Regions from separate parts of the Homo sapiens genome. Here regions 2, 3, 4 and 5 are each linked to region 1. Evidence: chromatin contacts called from ENCODE Hi-C or POLR2A ChIA-PET data. All regions are on one chromosome and are shown on one strand. The core of a region is the stretch at or near the end of the contact, and the rest is flanking DNA. Distances in the headings are between cores, read along the strand shown.

The links. Hi-C counts contacts between places; a loop is a spot of excess contacts on that map. ChIA-PET counts read pairs that join two places held with the same protein, here RNA polymerase II (POLR2A). Pooled maps may share reads with other maps.
Region 2: a loop to region 1 is called in a pooled map of heart right ventricle, with 2.6 times the contacts of the local background. The contact joins two enhancer-like sites. A Hi-C loop is called at or near these places in 3 of 168 maps with a recorded cell type or tissue (breast epithelium, chondrocyte and tibial artery) and 1 of 50 pooled maps. POLR2A ChIA-PET finds 5 or more read pairs at or near these places in 1 of 52 experiments (A673).
Region 3: a loop to region 1 is called in a map of tibial artery, with 3 times the contacts of the local background. The contact joins the promoter of PAPPA-AS2 here to the enhancer-like site in region 1. A Hi-C loop is called at or near these places in 3 of 168 maps with a recorded cell type or tissue (chondrocyte, left colon and tibial artery) and 4 of 50 pooled maps. POLR2A ChIA-PET finds 5 or more read pairs at or near these places in 1 of 52 experiments (OCI-LY7).
Region 4: a map of PC-9 shows a loop between it and region 1 (5-fold over the local background). The contact joins two enhancer-like sites. A Hi-C loop is called at or near these places in 2 of 168 maps with a recorded cell type or tissue (PC-9 and chondrocyte) and 2 of 50 pooled maps. POLR2A ChIA-PET finds 5 or more read pairs at or near these places in 1 of 52 experiments (BJ).
Region 5: a loop to region 1 is called in a map of right cardiac atrium, with 11 times the contacts of the local background. The contact joins two enhancer-like sites. A Hi-C loop is called at or near these places in 3 of 168 maps with a recorded cell type or tissue (IMR-90, chondrocyte and right cardiac atrium). POLR2A ChIA-PET finds 5 or more read pairs at or near these places in 1 of 52 experiments (BJ).

Annotation. Positions count from the first base shown.
Region 1 is chr9:115,590,383-115,593,231 of GRCh38, reverse strand. No RefSeq gene overlaps it. Among named protein-coding and RNA genes, the nearest start is that of LINC00474, 330 kb to the left of the region's middle. Within about 2 kb of position 1,476, at least 6 of the 41 ENCODE cell types and tissues checked have a DNase peak (open chromatin) inside an H3K27ac peak, as active enhancers do; they include tibial artery, where a contact is called at or near this core.
Region 2 is chr9:116,475,855-116,478,703 of GRCh38, reverse strand. All of the region lies in intron 20 of ASTN2 (astrotactin 2), which reads left to right. Among named protein-coding and RNA genes, the nearest start is that of ASTN2-AS1, 27 kb to the left of the region's middle. Within about 2 kb of position 1,468, at least 7 of the 41 ENCODE cell types and tissues checked have a DNase peak (open chromatin) inside an H3K27ac peak, as active enhancers do.
Region 3 is chr9:116,362,426-116,365,274 of GRCh38, reverse strand. PAPPA-AS2 (PAPPA antisense RNA 2) reads left to right here and starts at 1,599. Exons shown (of 6, transcript NR_170222.1): 1 at 1,599-1,678. PAPPA (pappalysin 1) reads right to left here. Exons shown (of 22, transcript NM_002581.5): 18 at 2,536-2,683.
Region 4 is chr9:116,317,110-116,319,958 of GRCh38, reverse strand. All of the region lies in intron 10 of PAPPA (pappalysin 1), which reads right to left. PAPPA-AS2 (PAPPA antisense RNA 2) reads left to right here. Exons shown (of 6, transcript NR_170222.1): 2 at 159-336; 3 at 1,215-1,355; 4 at 1,568-1,701. Among named protein-coding and RNA genes, the nearest start is that of PAPPA-AS2, 45 kb to the left of the region's middle. Within about 2 kb of position 1,343, at least 7 of the 41 ENCODE cell types and tissues checked have a DNase peak (open chromatin) inside an H3K27ac peak, as active enhancers do.
Region 5 is chr9:116,232,788-116,235,636 of GRCh38, reverse strand. It overlaps PAPPA (pappalysin 1), which reads right to left. Exons shown (of 22, transcript NM_002581.5): 7 at 1-498. Among named protein-coding and RNA genes, the nearest start is that of PAPPA, 80 kb to the right of the region's middle. Within about 2 kb of position 1,441, at least 4 of the 41 ENCODE cell types and tissues checked have a DNase peak (open chromatin) inside an H3K27ac peak, as active enhancers do.

The DNA.
Region 1 (2,849 bases), core at 227-2,726:
TGATGAAACAATTAGACCACAGAAACAGTCCAGACACTGTCTAGTTTTAAATCTCTCAGTTTCTTGGCCTGTGAAATGGGGATAATAATTCCTGCTTTAGAGGGTTGATGATGAGATTATATTATAGTATTAATCAGGATGAATTTAGAAAAGTACCTTATGTGGAAAATAATAATCCTTGGTAGCTACTGACTTGATGCCTATCATCTGTCTCCTTTGGATATCAAGCAGCCATTAATACTTTAGGTTTCCAAATAAGAAACTGAGGTTGAATATGGGTCAGTGACAAGTCCAAGGTCACACAGCCAGTAGATGGCAGAGCTGGAATTAGACCACCAGTGTGATATGCCCCAAAGCACTAGTTGACTCCACTGTACCAGGTATTAGATGCACAAAGTTTGCTCTTTTTCTTCACCCTTCATTTTGTTTCTTAAGATGAACATTTGAATGCTACAATGTACCTAGCTTTGTGCATGCACACAAATAAGTATCATCAGATTCTTTGTACAGATGTAGAAGCTGAAACTCAGAAACACTAAATAATCTAACAAAAATTAACAATTACTGAGAGATCTGAGATTTGGGCTCTGACTTTCTGATTATTGCTATAGACTATTGCTTTAATCCATCCTCTACTGACTCATTTGCTCATCATTCATCTCTAATTATGAAGTATGTTTCTGTTTCTGTTTACATCCCAAGAGTTGCTGGTTTATTTAAATGGACATCTGCATTTATTAAGGTCCCTGGCTCATCTAATTGCGATCTGTTTTTCTGCCCATAGAGGAATGGAGGGTTATCTTTGGTGTATAAGATTGTTTCTCAGACTCCCATCAGCTCAAGAAGAGCGATGTGTCCCATGAGGGCAGAGGACAAGCTGGCTGAATGGAGAGAATGTCATCTCTGAGCCTAAGGAGGGGTTACCGCTCCAGTTAGTCTTAAAAGAGGTGACGGAAGAGCCTTATAAAAAGAATTACTGGGAGAGTTTCACAAAAATAAATAAAGGCCACTCATGTTTCCCAAGGCTATACTTTGTGTCTATAAAGACCCAGGGACACAGAGCCCAAATGTGGTTTGTTTGTTTGTTTATTATTTATTTATTAGATACAGGTTCTTGCTCTGTTGCCCAGACTAGAGTGCAGTGGCACAATCATAGCTCACTGCAACCTTTAACTTCTGGGTTCAAGCGATCCTCCCACTTCATCCTCCTTAGTAGCTAGGGCCACAGTTGTGCACCTCCATGCCTATTTTACTTTTTTGTAGAGATAACGTCTCCCTATTTTGCCCAGGCTGGTCTCAAACTCCTGATCTAAAGCAATCCTCCCACCTAGGCCTTCCTAAGTGCTAGGATTACAGATATAAACCACTGCACGCAGCCCCAAGTGTGGTTTGATCAAAGTCAGTGAAAGAGCTTGGCAGTAGCCAGGCTCCGTGACTACTAACTTCCTGTTAGAACTAGGTATTCTGTCCAAACCCTTGGAGTATGACACACAGGGATCAAATTACCCATGGCGTGAAGAAATTGCTCTGCCTGGCAGTTGCTTCCCTCTAGTGGTCACTTTGCCTACAAGCAAGAAGATGCTTGGATTTGAATCTTAGAATTGAAAATCCAACAGATAAAAATAGGATGCTGTTTTACCAAGAAAGTTGGGTGTGGACCTCCATACACTCTCAGAGGAGTATGATGGCAACAACAGCAACGACATAAAATACAGAGGTGTGCTTGTATTCTGGTCTTTGCAAAAGTGTGTTTTGTGAAATATGTTAGAGGAAAAAAATTAATTAAAATATTCTGGCCGGGTGCGGTGGCTCATGCCTGTAATCCCAGCTCTTTGGGAGGCCGAGGTGGGCGGATCACGAGGTCAGGAGATCGAGACCTTCCTGGCTAATACGGTGAAACCCCGTCTCTACTAAAAATACAAAAAATTAGCCGGGCGAGGTGGCTGCTGCCTGTAGTCCCAGCTACTCAGGAGGCTGAGGCAGGAGAATGGCGTGAACCCGGGAGGCGGAGCTTGCAGTGAGCGGAGATCGCGCCACTGCACTCCAGCCTGGGCGACAGGAGCGAGACTCCGTCTCAAAAAAAAAAAAAAAAAAAAAAAAAAAACTCTAATCTGGGATAGATGAACACACACATAATTTCTTTTTAAAAAATTGAGAAATGTCGATATGTGTTGTTCCTTTTTTCTGCCTCATTTCATGAATTCCCATTTTAAAAATGGGACAGTTGAGGTCCACAGGACAGTCACACAGTGGTTAAAAATGGGACAGTTGAGGTCCATAGGACAGTCACACAGTGTTCCAATGCTGTGCTTATGCAATGACAATGTCTTTTGGAAATATGTATCAAGACAGAACCTCTATTGGCCTGTGTGCCTGCCTGAACTATGCTGAACAGAGACCCATGCTAACTGATAACATACTGTAGTGTGAACAGAAAATAAATGTATGTGAAGAAAAAAAGAACTTAAACAAGAAGTCCTCGAGATCTTTTTGTTATTTGCTTCTGCAGCATAACCTCAGTTACCCTGAATTCTATAACACATCTTTCATTAGCTAGCTTCTGTTTTGCTCCCCTCTGGTTCAAAGGGTACAGGGGACAAGGAGATGGGTCATTTATTATTCCTGATTGACTTCTCACTCTCTAGGCCCTGCCGAAGATTAAAGCTGACTTCCTTTCTCTTGGGGTGTTTCCCTGAACTCCTCAGAGGTTTCATGTTGGACACTCCTCCCCTGCAGCTTCTTTGACCCCAGGCTTTTCTAGCTATTCTAGGAGGTCTCTGGGGATCTGTCCTCATTATCTGGGCCTTCACACACAAGTATACCCCCAGTCTCCTTTTGTAAGTTTTCCT
Region 2 (2,849 bases), core at 219-2,718, 890 kb before region 1:
GCATTTCAAAAGATGATGGGGGCAAGAAGACAGACACCAGCCCCTGGCAACTGGGGAGGCAAGGGTCTAGTCCAGGTGAAAGAATTTCATTCAGCTTAAGGTCAGATATTTCTGCTTTCTCTTAGCATCAGTGACCCAACCTGCTCAGTGGGCCTGTCAGGCCACATCCTAGATAGGACCCTGAAGGGACTTTCAGCTCCTATGAGAAGGGAGCAAAGAGGAAACCTTCCATGCTGACCAGAGGCCTGAGCTGCAGCCCAGGGTTTATCCAGGACACACCAGGGAAAGAATCCAGGAGAGGCTTGATAGGGTTCTTGTGCTGCTCTGTTCTGGCTTTTTCTTCCCATTGTGAACTTTTCTTTCCTTATTTCATTTTATTCCTCCTTTCCTCCCTCCATTCTTCATTTTCTTCCCTGGCTCTCTTCCTTCCTTCCTTCCTTCCTTCCTTCCCTCCCTCCCTCCCTCCCTCCCCCCTTACTCCCCCACTACCCCTCCCTTTCCTTCTTTCCTTCCTTCCTTTCTCCCTCCCCTTCCCTCCTCCTTCCCTTCCTTCCTGTATCCCTCCCTCCCTTCCTTTCTCCCTCCCTACCCCCTCCCTCTCTTTCTTCCTGTTTCCCTGCTTCCTCTCCCATATTTGTAACATCTCTCCTTTGCTTTCTCCTTTTGTTCTTTTTTTAACTGTTTCTGCCTGGCCTTTTATTTCCCCCTCTGCCCTCTGTTTCTTCTCTTTTCTTTCTTGTTCTCTCTTTCTTGGTCATGGACACTACTTCCCTCTCCGTGTCACCCTGGCTTCCTGTCCATCTCTCTCTGTCTTTTTCTTTTCTTTCATTTTTTTTTTTTTTCTTTTTTGATTAGGGATCTCACTGTGTTGCCCAGGCTGGTCTTGAACTTCTGAGCTCAAGCCATCCACCTGCCTTGGTCTCCCAAAGTACTGGGATTACAGGCGTGAGCCACCGTGCCTGGCCTGTCTCTGTCTTTTTGTGTCTGTATGTACCTCTCTTCTACTTGCTCTCTCTGTGTCTCTACCCCTGTCTCTTTCTCCTTTTCTTATCACTTCTCAGTCCCTCTCTTGCTCAGCCCTAGGGTCGCTCTTCTTTTATCCTCCTGTGCATTTTTCTCTCCACTTTCCTCCTCCGACACCCAAACAGCCCACACCAGCCTAAGTACAAGGATTTCTGCCTATTATCTGATTCTGGGCTGAATGGCAATTTAGGTGTGGCCAAGGGTCTCGGAGCTCAGTAGGGACGGGGGTGACTGATGTCCCCAAACTCGAGTGGAATGTGAACTTCCCTTGGCTGTGGTGTCCAGTCCTAATTGGTTAGGGGATGGGGGCAAGTACGGCAGCCTGGCGACTCAATTCCATCTAACATCAGGTCGTACTGACCTCTCCAAAGTGCACAGTTGGGGCCTGGGAGAGGGGAATAGCTGTCCTCAAGCCAGAAGCAAATACAGCCGTGCATCCCAAGCCAAGAGAGACTCGTAGAGGAAAAATAACGCTGTTTTTCAGCCGACAGACAGTGAGGCTCCTAAAACCTGCTGGGGACTCTCAAGCAGGCTGTTTCTTTCCTCACACTGCGTCAAGATTCCATCCAGGAATGGGACACCAGCCAGGGTTCCAGAGGGACAGGGCACAGACTGCTCATGTGACCTTGTGGAGTGGGGAGGGGGTGGGAGCTGAGGCTGCGCTGGAGGGCTAAGCCTTGAATACTGAGCAGAGGAGCTGGGCTTTCTCCTGCAGGCGGAGGGGAGCTGGGCTTTCTCCTGCAGGCAGAGGGGAGCCAGGAAGGGCACTGGAGGAGGGACAGGATGTATCTTAACCTGTGTTTTGTGGTGACAACCCTGACCATGGTTTGGAGAACAGGCTGAGTTGAGTTGAGAGCCAGGAGGGCCATTTGATATTGATAAAAGGGGGAAGGATGGAGTCCACACACATTTGGGGACCAGCGAGTGTTGCTCTGATTAGCGAATGTGCTGGGCCAAAATGGAACAGCACAGTCTCAGGAAACATCTGGAAACAGATTTTTCATAACTTACTGCAGTGCACAGTGTTCAAGAAAAGCGCATATTTGTTGACTGTCTAGGAGGTGCCTCACAGTAAGGTAGGCACTTGTGCTGCAGAACTAACCAAACCAAAGTATTTGCCCTCATGGAGCTCATATTCATGGTGATGAATACAGAGAAAGGACCAGGCTGTTACCTGACACTGCATATCATGCTCCAGGGACCGTGGGGACACCAAGGAAGAGCCACTAGCCCAGCCAGGGGAACCCTCCGCTGCAAGTCTTCTGAGGAAGTGAGAGGATGGATTGCAGTGGGTTGAACAGTGTCCTTGAAAAATTCACATCTACCTGAAACCTTGGGATGGGGCTTTATTTGGAAATCATCTTTGCAGATGTATTTACTTAAGGATCAAGATGAGGTAATACTGGATTAAGTTAATTCCTTAATTCAGTGACTGATGCCGCTCTGAGAAGACAGAGCAAAGAAGGCATGTGAAGACAGAGGCTGAGATTAGAGTGATGCCGCCTCAAGCCAAGGAACACCTCGGGCCATCCGAAGCTGAGAGTGGCAAGGAAGGATTCTTTCCAAGAGCCTTCAGAGGAAGCATGGCCCTGCGGATGCCATGATTTCACACGTCTAGCCTCTAGAACTCTGAGAGAGTACACTTCTGTTGTTTTAAGCCACCAAATTTGTGGTGCCCTTTTAATGGTAGCCCTAAGAAACTAATATGAGGGAAAAGAGGATTTGGGACAGAGGACAGACTGTGAGCAGGCTGGGGGACGAGAGACAACGCTGCAGCAGAGAGTGTAACTGGAATGTGGAAGGCCAGGGAAAGTAGGAGATTTGGG
Region 3 (2,849 bases), core at 350-2,849, 770 kb before region 1:
CTCCCCAGGTGGCCTGGGGGAGGCACGCAGGGGGAGCTGGTCTGGGTGACTCCAGAATGTGCCCTCCAGCCCCCAAGCCCGACACATATCTCACCCCTGCTTATAAGGCCAGTGATCAAATCCCTCTCCTTGGCAAAGTGGATTCTCCTCAGGGAAGGGCTCAGCCTGGGAGGTGGAAGTCAGGCGCATTTGGAGGAAAGCGAGGATACAGCTGGGGCTGAGGAGTGGATGAGCAAAAACTGCTCTCCTGCCTTGTTTCTCATTCTCACCCTCAGTCTTCCTGTCTCCCTATGTGGCTTTTTCTCTCTGATCTCCTCCAGTGTCCCTATGCACTCATCATCTGCCCTGGATTATCACATTTATAAGATGGACATCTGGGTGCCAGCCGTGGGGACTTGGGGTACAGGAAAGGAGTTAATTCAGGCTGCAATATCATATAGATTTCTTTCCCTTTCTGCTTTGACCATGAAAACACTCAGTGGGTAAAGAAATACCACCCTCCCACCCCTTCCCCTCTTTCTCCACTGTTCTGATGGAGAGAAGACAGCCAGGTATCGTACTCATTTGCGTACAGTTGAGACATCTGAATAAAATATGTAAATGCGTCTGTGAGGTTTGTTTGCCTTTTGTGCGTCTTTCTGTGTGTTTGATATGTTTTGGGACATAAAATGTGTTTGTGTTTGTTGAAGTATGAGATTTGTATGTATTGCATGTGAGTGCTGTGTATAGGTTTATGTGCTACCTGTGTGTGTATGTGTTTGTGAGAGTGATGCATTTGTGTGGTATTTGGCTGATGTGTAGGTGTTAGGCATGAGCTTACTATATGATGTGTGTGTTTGGGGCTGTTTGTTTATGAAGCATTTCAGCATGTGGCATGCGTTTATGTATGCACGTGTGAATGTATTTGAATGTGTCAGTGGGTATAGATATGCAGCAAATTTGTTTCTGTAGGTTTTCCCTAAAGGTCACTTAATTAGGCTTTTTCTCACAGAGCCACTCAATGCCAGTTAAGAGTATGAATGAATATTCACTTGCATATTCTGATTGAGCTGGAGGTTGGGACCCCATCACAGACATACTTGTTCAGGACCACGCACACCTATCAGGAATGATGGAAAGGAGAAAGTGTTGGCCTTGGGATGGTGCAGCCCATGCTGCTCACCATGGCAATACTTGTTGCCCAACCTTCTAGAATGCCTATATTAGCAGGTCCTATAAGATCCCATCTCTCTGCAACACTCCTGGTCAGCATCTCATGAATTGGTGGCTGTATAAGATCTTAAAGTACCTTCCAAACCATCAGCGAGAGCAATCATGTGTTTTGGTGTTTTCTGACCCATGCAGGAGCCAGTGTCCTGGGCTAAACACAAGAGTGCTGATTCCCACTGTAAGTTACAGTGAAGAACTTCTGCTATCTGAGGGCATGTGTTTTCATCTTCAAAAAAGGATGGACAGTCCCCATGAACCTTCCCTCTCCAACCACACAGGCCTTGCTTCTGGACATGCAGTGATAACTCTCTGTTTGCTGGATGAAGATCATGTTGGCTCTATGCACATTCAGATAACCTTCTACACCAGACACCCCTGGTGATTGCTCTATAAATCATATTGGCCAGGAGAAAGGATGTTCAGTTCCCTAGGCTTTTCATCATGGTCAATTAGGGAATCAGCCCAAAAGGTCAGCATCACTGCCCTTAAATGAGGTCACACTCCATGCACTCTGAGTACCCCGGAAAGCTGTGGTGCTGGTGATTAATGCATGTGTCCAGACACCTGGTTTCAACGAGGCAAATCCCTGGCATACAATCCCAGCTTGTCTCTTCTCACTGTGTGTATTTCTCGAGCTGGCCTGTCACCATGCAAAGAGTATTTTGAAAATGCAGTTTATGCTCATCTTGGATGCAGCTGAGATGCCATGGAAAGAAGTCAGACTTTGGAATAGGATGGGTCTCAGGATTTGGGAGCATGTTCCATTATCCCCTCAAGTTTTGATTCCCTCATCTGTTAAAGGTTATTGTGAGGATAAGATATAATGCCTTTCAAGTGCTTGATGAAGGGCCTGAACTATATCAGGTACTCATGAATGTTTAGTATGATGCAAATTTCAAGATTAATAATAAAAGAAGCTGCACCAGACTGCTATTGCTTCCCTAAATGTGATGTGTGCTTTCATAACTCCTGCTCCTCAGCCACAGAGTTTCTTCTGCCTGCAATAGCATTTCTTCCCCGACAAGCTTTTTCAAATCCCCAAGTAAGCATCCCTTCCTGTGGGAGTCTTCTGTGTCCCCACCAGGCACCTGACAGCTTTTCTGTATTCTGTTGTAACTGTGCACACTCACCCACCATTGTGTCACCATATCCCTGTCCCTGACCCTCTTTCTGGGAGGACATGGTCTACACTAATTCATCTCTCTTTCTGTAGTGCCTACGCAGGAACTCATGTGGCCAGGGTGTTCAATGACCCACCCAGGCATTAGCCCTGCATTGCTGGAAGGAATTGCCCCTCCTACTGCTCCCCTCTCGGGCCCATCATACCTATGGCATAGCCATCAGGGCACTGCAGTTTGAGGTTGCTGTTGAGCTCGTTTGGAACCGAGCACTGGCCTTGCATCTCCTGGCAGACATGGAAGGAGCCGTTCCAGGTGCCATCTTTCCGGCAATGAATGACATTGCTCCCAAGTCCCTGAACAACAGAGAAACAGAGTTAGGACCAAGAGAGACACCAGCCCCAATTGAATAAGCTATTCTGAATACAACAGAAAAGAATTTTTCATCTCTCCAGAGCTCTGAAGTGTTCCAAAACAATTTCTTAACAATGGTTGAAACTCAACCACCCTGAAAGAGGGGTA
Region 4 (2,849 bases), core at 94-2,593, 730 kb before region 1:
AAGCTTATGTTAGAGGCCTAAGACACCATTCATGAAAGTGGTAAAGCTAACATGTTTTCTTTGCCATCATTTACTGTCCAGCACCTATGTTCCAAACATAGATTCCCCACATTCCCGGGAAGCCAGTATTACTATCCTCCTTCTTGTTTGTCCTACAGATAAACAGCCTGGGCTCAGAGGTAATAAATAAGGTGCCAAGGCCACACCTGTTCGGAGTGGATGTTGAAGTCTGTGTTACTTCAGTTCTATCTCCTATTCCCAGTCCATTCTGCAGATGAGAAAACTGAGACCCACACAGTGTACATGCTGATCTTAATGAGAATGATGACAATAACGGTGAGGATGATAAATATCCAAATGCTTCCACCTCCATGGACACCATCCTTATGTCACTGTGATGGGGAGATTCATCACCCACCCCACCCCCTTTTTCAAATGGAGAAAGAAAATTCACAATAGCAGTGGAAGTACTGATTAATATAATGACACTAGTCACTCATTTATATTGCATGAAATGTTAGTTCTCACACCTCTACCCCATGGGGTTGGCATCAGCTCCCCGTTCTGCAGACAGTACAGCCAGGCATTGGGCCGAGTCCCTTCCCAGATGCCCGTTTTGAGGAGGAGATGGGCAGGGGGCTTGAGCTCCTCCAGCTAGTAAATCCTCTAACAAGGGAGAGTGATTAGTGTCGGATGTGGCGGCCGCCTTTTGTGCTGCTGACAACTGCTGCCATTAAAGGCCTGGCTGGGCTCATTTCACACGGGCCCTCCGCAGGCCTGCTCCCTGTCTCCCTAATTATGCCATTCACTAGTCGCCCAGGCCCGCCTATGAACTCCTGACCCAGCAGTGAAAGACTTGGGATCTCATTACTAATCTCTTAAGCCACCTAGTCCTCCAAAATACATCCATTTAAGTTGGAGGCCAAGGCTTTGGGGTGGGAGGCGGGGAGAGGGAAAGTCTGGCACAGAGACTTCTCATGACATGGCCATTTCCCCTTTCGGGAGACTGTGGCCTGAGCCACAGGGCAGCTGGCATGACTGTCCGGCTCAGCCCAGGGCAGGCCCTGCTGAGGGTCGGCGGCTGGGCCTCAAGAATAGGAGGCCCTTGGATGGGAAGGGGGAGGACATCTGGGCCCACCTGTTTGTAATTTCAGGGGTGCGGGTGGGGGATGAGGCCTGTGTTTGTTTTAATTATTATTATTGTTGTTGAAAAGGGAGGAAAAAAATGAGCAGAAACTGCTAACATCTGGAGGCTGCTGTCCAGTTTACGTAATCTCTTGCTGCAGAGGAGGAACACGGGATCCCCAGCCAGATGGTCCGTGGGTGACTTCACAGCACATGTGCTACCTCCAAGAGTAAGATGCTGACGGGGTTAAAAGAGTGGGATGCAAAACCTTCCTTGTATTCTTACAGGGTGAGAGGCAGTGGTTTGGGTGCTCCCAGGGATCTGTTTTCTTTTGAAAGCATCTTTTTTTTTTCTGTCCAGCCTAGGATCAAATGTTTCTATGTCTCTCTCATTCTGTCATTCATTCATTCAACATTTATTTAGCACTTATTTATGTGTTAGGTTCTTCATTCCCATGGTCCACATGAAGAAAATGGACCCCAAAGGAACAAAAGCAACAAAGATAAAAATTCCTTCTCCTCCCATGGGGGTGGGAGGTGAAGAACGAAGCAAGCAAACACTCATAGAGAAATGTGGTAGGTTCTGTGTTCAAGCTCTCTGAAGGCTGAGGGAGGGGCTTGGAGAAGGGAGTTGCTGAGGCAATCTATATCTGAAGGCCAGGTCTGAAAGGCAAGATCTTAATATCAAATGGGCTCTGGAGAGCAGGAACTGGAGGAAAAAAAATGGCCAGAGGAGAAAAACTCGGCCACAGCTAAGCCATGACAAACCCAGTTTCCCAAATGATGTCAACAGCGGAGGCGTGAAGGATAAGTTTGAGATGCTGAATATTGTTGCAAACACAGTTCTGAGCACGTTATTTAAAAAAATACATTGCTAACTTTCTGTAGTTTAAACTTTATTTTTGCATTTGTACTGAAAGAAATTAATGAAATGTCATGAATTCTAGATCAGAATATAAAACCAGTGTAGACTCTGGATCAGATCAAGAGAGCACTGTTAACTTCAGTCAGGATGAACACTCAACTCTAGACAGGAGCACAGAGCTATTGCCAGCAGTAGAAAATTCTGAGGCATTTCCAGCTCCAGATAAGAATCCTGAAAAATCATGAATTTTATTTCAGGGCCCGAGGCATTGTCAGTTCTAGAGCAGTATGTTGAGCACTGAAACACTTCTAAGTTCTGGACCAGAATACGAAAACACCATAATCCTAAAACAGGGCTGGGTAATGCCTTCTGCTCTATAGCCCCAAACCTGAAACTGACTGAGATTTAGACACTGAAGATAAAAAACAAAAATCTACTTAGCTTTAATCCAAATGCTTTCTCTGCTGGCTCTAGAGTGAAATTCAGAAACACAGACAACCCTGGAGTAAGGCACTAAAATATGGACATCTCCATCACTCAGCTCAGAGCTATTAAGACTAAAGGGGGATGTCTTAGGAAGCTTCTACACCTCTCTTTGTCCTTTGATTTTAAATCAAAGTCCCTGGGCATTCATGGGTTAATCAGGAAAGTGATGATCACATCCAAGTTCGGTGCCTGGTCACCGAAACCCTTGGTTATGAATAGTTGAACAGTGGTTAATGGCAGTCTTGACCGCATCGGCCTATTCAAGAAAGGTCAGAGGAATGATTTTTTACTTAAAAACATCTGTCTTGAAAGAACAAGACTTTCTCAAGTTCATAAAACTAGAAGTTTCCAGGTTGTTGTTTTTGTTTCCTCC
Region 5 (2,849 bases), core at 192-2,691, 640 kb before region 1:
TGTCTACGAATTTCCTATTGAGATGTAGGATGGAGGCCACATCCATCTGGAGAGGAGGGTCCCGGACCACCTTATACTTCAGGGGCTTACACTGTAGACAGAGTGGGGTGTCTGCAGTGGAGGTCAACATGGCAGCATCGATCTCCAGGTGCTCATCCAGCGTGTAGATTTGGATGCCATACACCTCCTCGCCCACGTCCCAGAGTCTGATGGTCAGTGGGACATCACAGAAGACATTCTGAGGACCCAGGGAGATGTTCTTCCCACTGACAGCCAACAGTTTGATGTCATTGACAGCTCCACTAGAGTCCCAGTCAGTGGAGACAAAGGTCACCCAAATGGTCAGAGACTCAGGGACCAAGGGGTAGAGGAACTCCAGCTCGAGGTAGCAGCCTTGAGGCTCAGGGCAGGCTGGAGGAACCGTGTGTGGGTTGACAGCTGAATTTGGGCTCCAGGTGCGGACACTGGACTTACAGGGCTGTTCAACATCAGGATGACCTATGCAGAAGAGATGAGGGAATGAGTTCTTGGGGAAAGAGCTTTATTCCCATCCTTAGAGTTTCCTGTGGACCCCAGGAGAAATTGGTCTGACTAGAACTTAGACAGAGGGGAAAAGGAGAGGAAGGTTCTTGGTGCCTTGGTGAATCTGCTATACACACAGCATCCATCTCATCCCCACCCCTGCAATACAGATTTCAGAGGAATCACCAGACATTCAGTCAAACTGCTTTCATCTCACTACCGAGTCAATGTTCAAACTTTCCTTCCTCATCTTCCACTTAGGAGGCTGTGCTGCCTAAGATGAAAAGAAGTAAAGGGTACATATTGGCTAAACACCCACTGTGTCCCCTGAACTTTAATTCTTGCAAGGACTTATTTAGGAGGTGATAAAACTAAGGCTCCCAAATATAGAGTGAATCGATCAGGTTCATACAACTTGAAGTGTAAAAGCCAGCATTGGAACCGAGTTTTGTTTCATTTTGGAATCTGTATTCTTTGCTGTTCTCCCTATTGGATGCAGGGGACAGTAGAATAAATTAGAATCCTTGTGGTATTACTGCCATTGGTAAAACCTACTTGGACTGACAGAAATCCTAACCCCACCCCCCGACCAGCAAAGAATAGGTGAGCATAAATAGCATCCACCCTGCAGACTGAGGACCTGGGAGGAAACTGTCTAGAACCATGAACAACAGAGCTGGAAGGCAGCCTTGGAGCCCTCTTATCTCTCCTCCTCCCCTTCTCTACATGCAGTCATTCCATACCACTGAGCTTCTCCGCACTCTGTTCTGTCTCACTCAGGAAGGGGAGGGTTGGGTGAGGAGCGGGGAGAAGGAAGGAGGGTTTCTTCTCCTCTTTCCCTAGGGAGATGATGCCTCATCCCCACTGATCTCAGCCTGCAGCGACTTCTGAATTTTTCTCTGCTGAGATCACATCTAGACTCCCAGAGAGCTCTTCCTTGCACTACTGAGGAAAATAACCAGGACTCAATGTAGTGATTGGCTCTAATTTGTTTAAGGGAGCCTCATGAGAGAGACAGACCGGATGGTAAGATGAAGGACCTCAAGTTGCCCAACTAGACACCTTAAAAAAAAATTAAGAGACAGAGTCCTGCTCTGTTGCCTAGGCTGCAGTGGAATGGTCTGATTGTAGCTCATTGCAGGCTCAAATTCCCCTGCCTCAGCCTCCTGAGTAGCTGAATATAGGCATGTGTCCCCATGCCCACCTAGCCACATTCTTTTTTTTTCTTCAGCCTCAGTGGTTGGTTGGGAGGGTGGTGGTGACCCTAGACATTTCTGAAGCAAATAAGAAAAAAAAAAGATCTTTGCTTAAAAACGCTTTGTGGTAATGTTACAGGGTAACAGGAATCACTATAATGTCAATACTAGAAAGTTATTTGGAGTGAAAAAACTATGCCAGTGAAGGCTGTAAATGCCTCTAACCTCCTTGCCTCTGCTTAGCCAAGGAAAGAAAGAAGCCACCAAGTGGAGATGGAGAAGAGAAGAGGAAAAGAGAAGGAGGGGTGAGAAAATACACAGAGGCTTCTTAGATATAATGCATCACAGCAAGAAAAGATGGATTTAATTACAAGATTTCCTCTATCTCTCCTTGGCTAGTTTCATTCATTATTTGCAGTAACTGCTGGCTCAAAGCAACCTTTAGTTTAGGGTGTAAAACACAAGTAGGACTCCCCACCTAGCTGAAGCCTTTCTTCTTGTCTACTTTCCCACACACTGAGTTCCTGACTTTCTTAACTTTGTGGGATGTTGACACACATGTATCACTTATTCATTCAGTCAACTTCATTGAAGGCAGCACTTTACAGTATATGAAACACATCTCCTAGTTATTAGTTAACTCATCTGATTGTCATCAAAATCCTGTAAGATCGTTGTCATTTTGTCTCTATTAAAGAGCACTGCTTCGCTCAACGCCATGTAGCTTTTGCTTAATACAGTGTGCCTAGTCCATAGAGTATTCACATAGCAGATGCTAAATAAATATTTGTTAACCTTCTAGCCTGTTAACATTGAGTTAAAAGTTACAGCATAGAACATTAAAGCATGCTTCCTGATGGTGGGTGCCAGGTGAACATTCCACCCCTCCATGGGCTTTCTCCTGCAACTGGCAAGGGATGATGTAATCTTCCTCCCTTCCTTGGAGAAAATGACTGTCAGGGGTGGGAAGCCACAGGAGAGCAAAGATGACAAATCTGCCTGGCTCATCCTTCCTCCCTAGTTTCTTGTTAATCAACAGAGGGACCAAATACTTCCAAAGGACAGGAAGGTGAGTCTGGTCATTATGCTCAAGCAAGTAAACAGGAGTAGAAATCTTAGCAAAGCTTGTGG